Regions from separate parts of the Homo sapiens genome. Here region 2 is linked to region 1. The links are chromatin contacts, found by Hi-C or POLR2A ChIA-PET in ENCODE. All regions are on one chromosome and are shown on one strand. Each heading gives the region's core, a stretch centred on a gene start or an enhancer-like site at or near the end of the contact. The rest is flanking DNA. Distances are from core to core; before and after follow the strand shown.

Evidence for each region. A loop is a pair of places that touch in the nucleus more often than their neighbours do. ChIA-PET counts read pairs that join two places held with the same protein, here RNA polymerase II (POLR2A).
Region 2: a loop to region 1 is called in a map of posterior vena cava, with 10 times the contacts of the local background. The contact joins the promoter of C5AR2 here to the enhancer-like site in region 1. A Hi-C loop is called at or near these places in 1 of 168 maps with a recorded cell type or tissue (posterior vena cava). POLR2A ChIA-PET finds 5 or more read pairs at or near these places in 1 of 52 experiments (T-cell).

Annotation. Positions count from the first base shown.
Region 1 is chr19:45,483,303-45,488,448 of GRCh38, reverse strand. It overlaps RTN2 (reticulon 2), which reads left to right. Exons shown (of 11, transcript NM_005619.5): 10 at 2,336-2,394; 11 at 2,660-3,155. The coding sequence ends at 2,741. Among named protein-coding and RNA genes, the nearest start is that of TRU-TCA1-1, 7.2 kb to the right of the region's middle. Within about 2 kb of position 2,553, at least 29 of the 41 ENCODE cell types and tissues checked have a DNase peak (open chromatin) inside an H3K27ac peak, as active enhancers do.
Region 2 is chr19:47,329,519-47,334,664 of GRCh38, reverse strand. It overlaps C5AR2 (complement C5a receptor 2), which reads right to left and starts at 2,490. Exons shown (of 2, transcript NM_001271749.2): 1 at 2,316-2,490.

The sequences.
Region 1 (5,146 bases), core at 1,304-3,803:
TCAGCACCCCAGCTAAACATGGGGGTCTGACCATCTCCTTCCAGAACCGGGGTCCCATTGACAGATGTCCCGGCCAGACACAGGTGTCCTGGCTGCAGCACCTTCCCAATACAACCAGAGTCTAAGTAACATGTCTTATCAGCATCAGCCAGGGACAGGCTTTTTGTTTGTTTTTGTTTTGTTTTGGGTTTTCTTTGAGACAGAGTCTTGCTCTGTTGCCCAGGCTGGAGTGCAGTGGTGTGATCTCGGCTCACTGCAACCTCCGTTTCCTGGGCTCAAGCAAGTCTCCTGCCTCAATCTCTGAGTAGCTGGGATTACAGGCATATGGCCACCGTGCCCGGCTAATTTTTGTATTTTTAGCAGAGACGGAGTTTTGCCATGCTGGCCAGGCTGGTCTCAAACTCCTAACCTCAAGTGATCTGCCCACCTTGGCCTCCCAAAGTGCTGGGATTACAGGCGTGAGCCACTGTGCCTAGCCTTTGCTGCCTTTTTTTTTTTTTTTTTTTGAGATGGAGTCTCGCTCTGTTGCCCAGACTGGAGTGCAGTGGCACGATCTTGGCTCACTGCAGCCTCTGCCTCCCAGGTTCAAGCGATTCTCCTGCCTCAGCTTCCCGAGTAGCTGGGATCACAGGTGCCTGCCACCATGCCTGGCTAATTTTTTGTATTTTTAGTAGAGACCGGGTTTCACCATGCTGGCCAGGCTGGTCTCCAACTCCCGACCTCAGGTGATCTGCCCGCGTTGGCCTCCCAAAGTGCTGAGATTGGCCTTCACTCTTGATTTTAACTGACATGTCAGTTAAATGCTACTGCATTCCAGCCTGGGTGACAGAGCAAGAGTCTGTCTCAAAAAAAAAAAAAAAAAAAACCAAAAAATAAAAAATAAAAACATAAAAATAAAATCAAGAGTGGGATGGCTGTTGCCCACAAGACTGACATTAGCAGGACTGCTGACATCCATCCTATCCAGAGACAGGCGGATGGACTGACAGCCCCTTCTCCAGCACAGCTGGGAGCCACATGATAATATGCCCTGCCAGTTAGTCCTAACTCTGTCCTTCACAGGCTGGAATCACCAAGACTCACAATTAAACTGTATTTAAATCAGGCCAGGCACAGTGGCTCACAACTGTAATCCCGGCACTTTGGGAGGTTGAGACAGGAGAATTGCTTGAGGCCAGAAGTTCAAGACCAGCCTCGGCAACATAGTAAGACCCCCATCTCTACAAAAAGGTTAAAAACTAGCCAGGTGTGGTGGCACACACCTATAGTCCCAGTTACTCTGAAAGCTGAAGCAAGAGGATGAGTTGAACCCTAGGAGGTAGAGGCTGCAGTGAGCTGTGATCATGCCACTGCACTCCAGCCTGGGCAACAGAGCAAGACCCTATCTAAAAAAAAAAAAAAAAAAAAAAAAAAAAAGGCTGGGCATGGTGGCTCACGCTTGTGATCCCAGCTTTGGGAGGCTGAGGCAGGCGGATCACTTGAGGTCAGGAGTTCGAGACCAGCCTGGCCAACATGGTAAAACCCTGTCTGTATTAAAAATCCAAAAATTAGCAAGGCTTGGTGGTGTCCACCTGTAATCCCAGCTACTCGGGAGGCTGAGGCAGGAGAATCGCTTGAACCCGGGAGGCAGTGGTGGCAGTGAGCTGAGATTGCACCACTGCAGTCCAGCCTGGGCCACAGAACAAGACTCCGTCTCAGGAAAAAAAAAAAAAGAAAGAAAGAAAAAGAAAAAAAAAAGAACAAGAAAAAAATAAATAAATAATCCAAAAATTAGCCGGGCATGTTGGTGCACACCTGTAATCCCAGCTATTCGGGAGGCTGAGGCAGGAGAATCGCTTGAACTCAGGAGGCTGAGGTTGCAGAGAACCGAGATCATGCCACTGCACTCCAGGCTGGGTGACAGAGCGAGACCCTGTCTCAAAAAAATAAATACAAATAAATAAATAATTTTTTAAAAAACACGAGTATATAAATCAATCCACTCAGGGACTCGGTGACCAATGCCAGTGCCTTCTGTTCTCACCCTACCCCACAACACACACGTATGCAAACTCACTCAAAGATTAACCATCGTGCCCAGGACACGGCCTCACTGCCAGATACTTGTGCGTTCCACCTGACATCACTCTCCATACAGAGTATGGCCCAACTCACTGACCCTATAACTGGCATCTCTGGCATCTAATGTATTCTATGAAGTTTAGAGCCGGGGGTGGCGTGGTGGGCCACTCTTCACAACTCCTAATTTGGAGGTTGGGGAGGAAGCAGCCTCCTATGTGACTAAAGAGAAGAAACCCCTCCAATCCCTTCTTTCACCTTTCTTTGGTCTCCCCAGGCTCAGATCGACCAATATGTGGGGTTGGTGACCAATCAGTTGAGCCACATCAAAGCTAAGTAAGAGCATGGGGCGGAGGTCGATGGGAGGGGGAAGTGGGGGAGCTTGGGAACCTTTCCTTTCTACTCTCGCTGTCCGCAAATCTCCTGGGGTAATGTCCCCTTGAAAAGGCTGAGGAGGCAATTCCAATGTAGGCCACTAGGTGGAGGGCAGGAGCTGGCTTCGGGCTCTTGGTCAGTTTCCCACCCAGCTTTCCCCGTTGTCCCCAGATGCCCACCCCGCGTCTCTTGCCCCACCTCGTGATCCCACCTGTTTCTCCTTCAGGATCCGAGCTAAAATCCCAGGGACCGGAGCCCTGGCCTCTGCAGCAGCCGCAGTCTCCGGATCCAAAGCCAAAGCCGAATGAGAACGGTGTCTCTGCCCGCAGGACGCCTGCCCCCAGCCCCCGCAGCCCTCTGGCCCCCTCCATCTCTTGTCCGTTCCCACCCACCCCCCTCCTCGGCCCGAGCCTTTTCCCGGTGGGTGTCAGGATCACTCCCACTAGGGACTCTGCGCTAATTACCTGAGCGACCAGGACTACATTTCCCAAGAGGCTCTGCTCCAGGAGTCCAGGAAAGACGAGGCACCTTGGCCGCGGGGCCTGCTGGGACTTGTAGTTGCCTAGACAGGGCACCACCCTGCACTTCCGGACCCGCCGCTGGAGGCGCCGTGAGGCGTTGGTGTCTCCTGGATGCTACTAGCCCCAACGCCGGGGCTTTGCATGGGGCCCAGGGGAGGCCTGAGCTTGGATTTACACTGTAATAAAGACTCCTGTGGAAAACCCGAGGCCTCTTGTGCTTCCAGAACCCTCCAGTTGTTCACCTTTCTGCACTGAAAGGCACTTAAGTGACACTCCAGGAGAACCTTCCCCATCTCTGGAGAAGGAGCTCCCTCTGCCATCTGTGTAGGTTATGAAATGATTGAGGGGAGGCCGGGCGCAGTGGCTCACGCCTGTAATCCCAGCACTTTGGGAGGCCGAGGAGGGCGGATCACTTGAGACCAGAAGTTCAAGACCAGCCTGGCCAACATGGTGAAACCTCATCTCTACTAAAAATACAAAATTTAGCCGGGTGTGGTGGTGCATGCCTGTAATCACAGCTACTCGGGAGGCTGAGGCATGAGAGTCGCTTGAATCTGGGAGATGGAGGTTGTAGTGAGCCAAGATTGCGCCACTGCACTCCAGCCTCGGCGACAGAGCGAGATTCTGTCTCAAAAAAAAAAAAAAGAAAGAAATGATTGAGGGGAAGATGCTGACAGACCACCCATTCCAGGGTTAGCCAAGCCTTGGCAGCCACTTCCCATGCCTGTGCTCAAGGCAGACATCACTAATGGATCCCACACCCTGCCTACTGTGCAGCCACCTCAACTGAGCCCAAACCCACGTGTCCAACGGCCTCTGGATGCCCCTTCCACCCTAAATCTAACCAAACGTCTTCTTCATCCTACCTGATTTCCAACTCAGAGATGTTTTCACTGCCCACGGTGTCACCAGGCCAGACACCCAGGTATGGCTCTGGACTTCTACACACTCACCTCCCACAAACAATCAGTCACAATGCTGTGTCTATCCTGCCTCACAAACTTCTCTCATCCACCCACGTCTCCCCACCCTGATTGCCTCGGGAACAAATACAGGGCCTCCCTGGACTTCCAGTTTCAACACTAATCTGAGGCCTGGCATGATGACTCACATCTGTGATCCCAACACTTCGGGAGGCCAATGTGGGAAGATCACTTGAGGCCAAAAGTTCGAGACCACCCTGAGCAACATAACAAGACCCCCGTCTCTAAAAAAAAAAAAAATTTATCCGGGCGTGGTGGTGCATGCCTGTAGTCCCAGGTACTTGGGAGGCTAAGACAGGAAAATTGCTTGAGGCCAGGAGTTCGAGGTTACAGAGAGCTATGATCACACCACTGCACTTCAGCCTGAGTTACAGAGGGAGACCCTGTCTCTAAACAAAAACAAAAACAAAACACAAAAAAACTACATACTGGGCGTAGTGGCTCACGCCTGTAATCCCAGCACTTTGGGAGGCCAAGGTGGGCAGATCACTGAGGTCAGGAGTTCCAGACCAGCCTGACCAACATGATGAAACTCCATCTCTACTAAAAATACAAAAATTAGCTGGGTGTGGCGGCGCATACCTGTAATCCCAGCTACTCGGGAGCCTGAGGCAGGAGAATCACTTGAACCCAGGAGGCAGAGGTTGCAGTGAGCCAGGATCATGCCGCTGCACTCCAGCCTGGGCAACAGGGCGAGACTCTATCAAAAAACAGCAACAACAAGAACAACAACAAAAAAGACAACTAAACTCGGAAAGGATGAAGCAAAGGGACCCGTGGGGAGACTGGGAGAACACTGAGGTCTAAAGATCCACAGACTTGGGTTTGAATCCTGGCTCTACTACCCCTTCGCTGTATGACCTTGAGCATATGACTTCATCTCTCAAAGCCTCAGTTTCCTCAAATGGAAAACTTATTAGGCCGGGCACGATGGCTCACGTCTGCAATCCCAGCACTTTGGAAGGCCAAGGAGGGAGGATCACTTAAGGCCAGGAGTTCGAGACAAGTTTGGGCAACATAGACCTCATCTCTACAAAAAAATTAAGTAAGAAAAAAAGAGGCCAGGTGCAGTGGCTCACACCTGTAATCCCAGCCTTTGGGAGGCCAAGGAAGGTGGATCACCTGAGGTCAGGAGTTCAAGACAAGCCTCGCCAACATGGTAAAACCTCGTCCCTACTAAAAATACCGGATGTGGTGGTGGGCACCTGT
Region 2 (5,146 bases), core at 1,241-3,740, 1.8 Mb before region 1:
ACTTATGTTGAAAATGTTGGGGGCTTTTGTTTTGTGTTTTCGTCTTGTTCAGTCACCCAAGCTGAGTTCAGTGGTTCAACCTCGGCTCACCACAGCCTCTACCTCCTAGGCTCAACTGATCCTCCTGCCTCAGCCTCTGGAGTAGCTGGGACTACGGGTGCACGCCATCATGCCCAGCTAATTTTTTTTTTTTTTTCTGTATGGACAGCCCTTACTCTGTTGCCCAGGCTGATCTCAAACTCCTGGGCTCAAGAAATCCTCCCACCTCAGCCTCCCAAAAGTGCTGCCATTACAGGCGTGAGCCACTGTGCCCAGCCTTACGATGGGTTGATAGAGATGGGACCCCATTGTAAGTCAAAGAGCGTCTGTACTTATATCTAGCTTTTAAATCATAGGTACCCTTCTTATTATTTCATAATAATTAAAATAATAGATGGCTTTTATTGAGCACCTATGACCTACAAGATATAACCCTCAACACAAACCCTTGAGGTCAATATTATCATCCTCATATCCCACAACATCAGCTCCTTCCAGCCTCGGGTGCCGCTGTGTCCCTGGCATCTGGGACAGAACCTGGCACACAGCACAGGCATGGTCGATATTTGGTAAGTGAAAGGATAAAAGAGTAAACTGAGGCACAGAGAGACTAAGTGGTCACTTAGGTTTCTTTTGTTGTGATTGCAAGCACCCTCACATGTGCCTCTTGGTGCACGCCTGTCTGTGCATCCAGTCTTGCTGGGTTCTCTGCTCTGGAAAACCCTGGAGCAGAATCAAAGAAGGCTGGCCGGGCGCAGTGGCTCACACCTGTAATCCCCGGCACTTTGGGAGGCCCAGGCAGGTGGATCACGAGGTCAGGAGATCGAGACCATCCTGGCTAACATGGTGAAACCCCATCTCTACTAAAAAATACAAAAAATTAGCTGGGCGCGGTGGCGGGCGCCTGTAGTCCCAGCTACTCAGGAGGCTGAGGCAGGAGAATGGCGTGAACCCAGGAGGCGGAGGTTGCAGTGAGCCGAGATCGCACCACTGCACTCCAGCCTGAGCAAGACTCCATCTCAAAAAAAAAAAAAAAAAAAAGGAGTCTGAACATTCTTTATTCCTGAACATCCATCTTCTAGGATTCCTCCCTCACGACCCAGCAATCAGCCTCCTTTCCGCAAAAGAACACATATGCTCACCAGAATACATGTGCCAGAATGTTCACAGCAGCCCAAGATGAGAAACCGTCCAAATAGCCACCCACAGCAGAATGGATAAACACATCATGGGGTGTTCACCCTGTGGAATATTCTACACGATGAGAATGAACAAACACCACACAAGAATGTGGACAGATTTTGTGATAGAACATTGAGGGGGCCAGGCACGGTGATTCACGCCTGTAATCCCAGCACTTTGGGAGGCCAAGGTAGGTGGATCACCTGAGGTCAAAAGTTGGAGACCAGCCTGGCCAACATGGTGAAACCCCATCTCTACTAAAAATACAAAAATTAGCTAGGTGTGGTGGCGTGCACCTGTAATCCCAGCTACTCAGCAGGCTGGGGCAGGAGAATCACTTGAACCTGGGAGGCGGAGGTTGCAGTGAGCCAAGATCGCACCACTGCACTCCAGCCTGGGAGACAGAGTGAGACCCTGTCAAAAGAAAGAAAGAGAGAAAAGGAAAGAAAGAGAAAAGAATTGGAATCGCTGAGTTAAAGGGCTTGCTTGCTACACATGCTACAGTTTGGTGGATCTGCCGAAAGCTGCAGGAATTCCTGCAGGTTTGAGAGAGGCTGTTTCCCATACATCTGTGTGTGAAAAACCATTTGGGCAGGGCACAGTGGCTCACGCCTGTAATCCCAGCACTTTGGGAGGCCAAGGCGGACAGATCACCTGAGGTCGGGAGTTCGAGACCAGCCTGACCAACATGGAGAAACCCCATCTCTACTAAAAATACAAAATTAGCCAGGCATGGTGGCATGCGCTTGTAATCCCAGCTGAGACAAGAGAATCCCTTGAACCTGGGAGGTGGAGGTTGCGGTGAGCCAAGATGGCACCATTGCACTCCAGCCTGGGCAACAAGAATGAAAACCTGTCTCCAAAAAGAGAAAGAAAAAAAATGCTTAGATCCTTTGACAAGAGCTTTGCTGCTGGGCTGCCCAAGTTAATTCAAGAGCCCAGGACTGTGACGTGCGTTCCAGTGTGGCTGTAATAAGACTGCACTTCTCAAACTCTAGTTCTGCTTCCCAGATTCTGAAAGTAATGATTCCGAGAAGCCAAGATCATGCAATCTCTCTCTCCCTCCTTCCCGCCCTTGTAGCCTCCATCCTTACCGTCTCTTCCAAGAGTGTCCCCACGTGAGTCAAACGCCACTTGGGAGCCCAATCCGGGCCCACAGCCAGGACCCAGGAGGTCTGGGGTCTCTCCCTGCCGTGTCTGGCAGCTGGTAGAGTCCTGGAAATCCGTCCTGTTTGCCAGGGCTCCTGTCGGATGCTGCTGAGCACTGCCACCTCACCAGTCCCAGTGAATCTTTATAAGCAGTACAAAATAGGAGTGGCCTTGTCTCGCTCTCAGGGTGTGTTTGTCCTGTCTTCTTCCCGTGACTCACAGAACCCAAAATTACGGGGTGGCTGGCAGGGCAGGAGAGGGCTCGGTTGGGTGGAGGGCTGATCCCAAGTCCCCAACCCTAGTCTCGAAGTCCCACCTTCCTGGAAGCCAGACCTGCATGCGGTTTGCTCTTTAACGCCTTAGAGGTCTTGGCCTGGATTCTGTTTGCCCACAACATGCCAGCTGCCCCCAGCCACCTCCAGGCCTCTAACTGTGTTCAACCCCTCCCTTCTGCAGCCTCAGGACAGACAAACATCCCTCCCTCCTCCTCGGCTCTGAGGAAGACAGCCTGGGGTCACATTCTCCACAAAAAGACCACAGCAGCTGAGCGCAGGGCCCAACGCCTCAGTGGTAGAAAAAGCACAAACAACTCCTTTCTTGGGCCTCAATTTTCCATCTGTAGAATGGGAAGATGTTGTTGGCCATAGCGATGCTTTACTTTTTTTAGAGATGGAGTCTTGCTCTGTCGCTCAGACTGGCGTGCAGTGAAAACATTATGCCTCACTGCAGCCTCAAACTCCTAGGCTCAAGTGATCCTCCCACCTCAGCCTCCTGAGTAGCTAGGACTACAGGCATGCACCAACATACCTGGCTAATTTTTTAAAATTTTCTGTAGAGGTGCGGCCTTGCTGTGTTGCCCAGCCTCAAGCCATCCTCACACCTCGACCTCCCAAAGGGCTGGGATTACAGAAGTGAGCCACAGCCGTGATAGCAATTCTTAACCTCTTCCAGCATATCACAGTGGCTGAGAACAAGAACTCAAGGGCCAGAATGATGAGATTCATATTCCAGGTCGACACACCCTCATCAAAGTTCAGGGCCTCAGCCCCTCTGAACCTCAACTTCCTCATCTGTGCAGTGGATGTTTGCTATGAGCGTTGGATACATTTAAAACGCACAGAACTGGCTGGGCGCGGTAGCTCACATCTGTAATCCCAGCACTTTGGGAGGCCGAGGCAGGTGGATCACTTGAAGTCAAGTGTTCAAGACCAGCCTGGCCAACATGGCAGAACACCATCTCTACTAAAAATACAAAAATTAGCTGGGCGTGGTGGTGCGTGCCTGTAATCCCAGCTACTCGGGAGGCCGAGGCAGGAGAATCATTTGAACCGAGGAGGCGGAGGTTCCAGTGAGCCGAGATCTCACCATTGCACTCCAGCCTGGGCGACAGAGTGAGACTCTGTCTCAAAAAAACAAAAACAAAAAAACCGGAGCAGTGCCTGGCACATAGTATACGCTAGGCTCACGCAACAGCAACAAGACTGTAACGTGAATTCTTAAAGTACACATACCACGCAGGCTTAGCAAGAGGAAGTGGCTCCAACCCCAACTTTGGAACCTCTTTATTCAGCAGTTCTTTCTGTTTGTGCTTTTTTTGTGCGTGCTTTAGGGATTCAAGGGATATATTTACACACTTCTTTTGTTATTGTTTTAGAGAATGAAATCACTTTGCTAGAGGAAGTTGTTCGTGAGACAAGGAGCTGGGACTCACTGTTTGACCCAGGGCTTCCTCCACTCTGTTTCCCTGACTAGGTGACCCTGCGTTGGCTGACCCTCACCCCGGACCCTCAGAGAGGAAAACATCCCCCAAGTCCCCTCCCCTCCTCTTCTGTCCCGGGAAGCCCCCTCCTTGGGAGAGGAGGGACATCCTGCCAGCCCCAATCTCCTGTGGGAATCTGCCCTGGCCTGAAGAAGAGATTAAGAGGAAAGAAACCGAGGTGGAACCTTCCCTTTATCAGCTCAAACTTTCTTTTTTTCTTTCTTTTTTTTTTTTTTTTTGAGACGGAGTCTGTCTCTGTTGCCCAGGCTGGAGTGCAGTGGCGCGATCTCGGCTCACTGCAAGCTCCACCTCCCGGGTTCACACCATTCTCCTGCCTCAGCCCCCCCGAGTAGCTGGGACTACAGGCACCCGCCACCACGCCCGGCTAATTTTTTTTGTATTTTTAGTAGAGACGGGGTTTCGCCGTGTTAGCCAGGATGGTCTCGATCTCCTGACCTCATGATCTGCCCACCTCGGCCTCCCAAAGTGCTGGGATTACAGGCATGAGCCACCACGCCCGGGAGCTCAAACTTGCTTTAACTTGAAAAGTTAACGATGGTCTGTTCCTCAGATGCTTCATCTTGATAAACTCCTGATACATCCACTAAGTTTTTCAACATACATTTCTTAGAATTGCAGCCAGGCAGGATGGCTTACACCTCTAATCTCCACACTTTAGGAGGCCGAGGTGTGAGGACTGCTTGAGGCTAGGATTTTGAGACCAGCCTGACCAACATAGTGAGATGCTGTCTCTGGGGGAAAAATATATATTTTTTTAATCCAGGGTCTGACTCTTCACCCAGATTGGAGTGCAGTGGTGTGATCACAGCTCACCGCAGCCTTGACCTCCTGGGTTCAAGCAATCCTCCCACCTCAGCCCCCAAAGTAGTTGGGACTACAGGCTCAAGCCACCACACCCAGCTAATTTTTTAAAAAACTTTTTGTAGAGATGGGGTCTGTCTCTGTTGCCTAGTCTTGCCTCCAATTCCTAGGCTCGAGCAATCCTCCCACACTGGC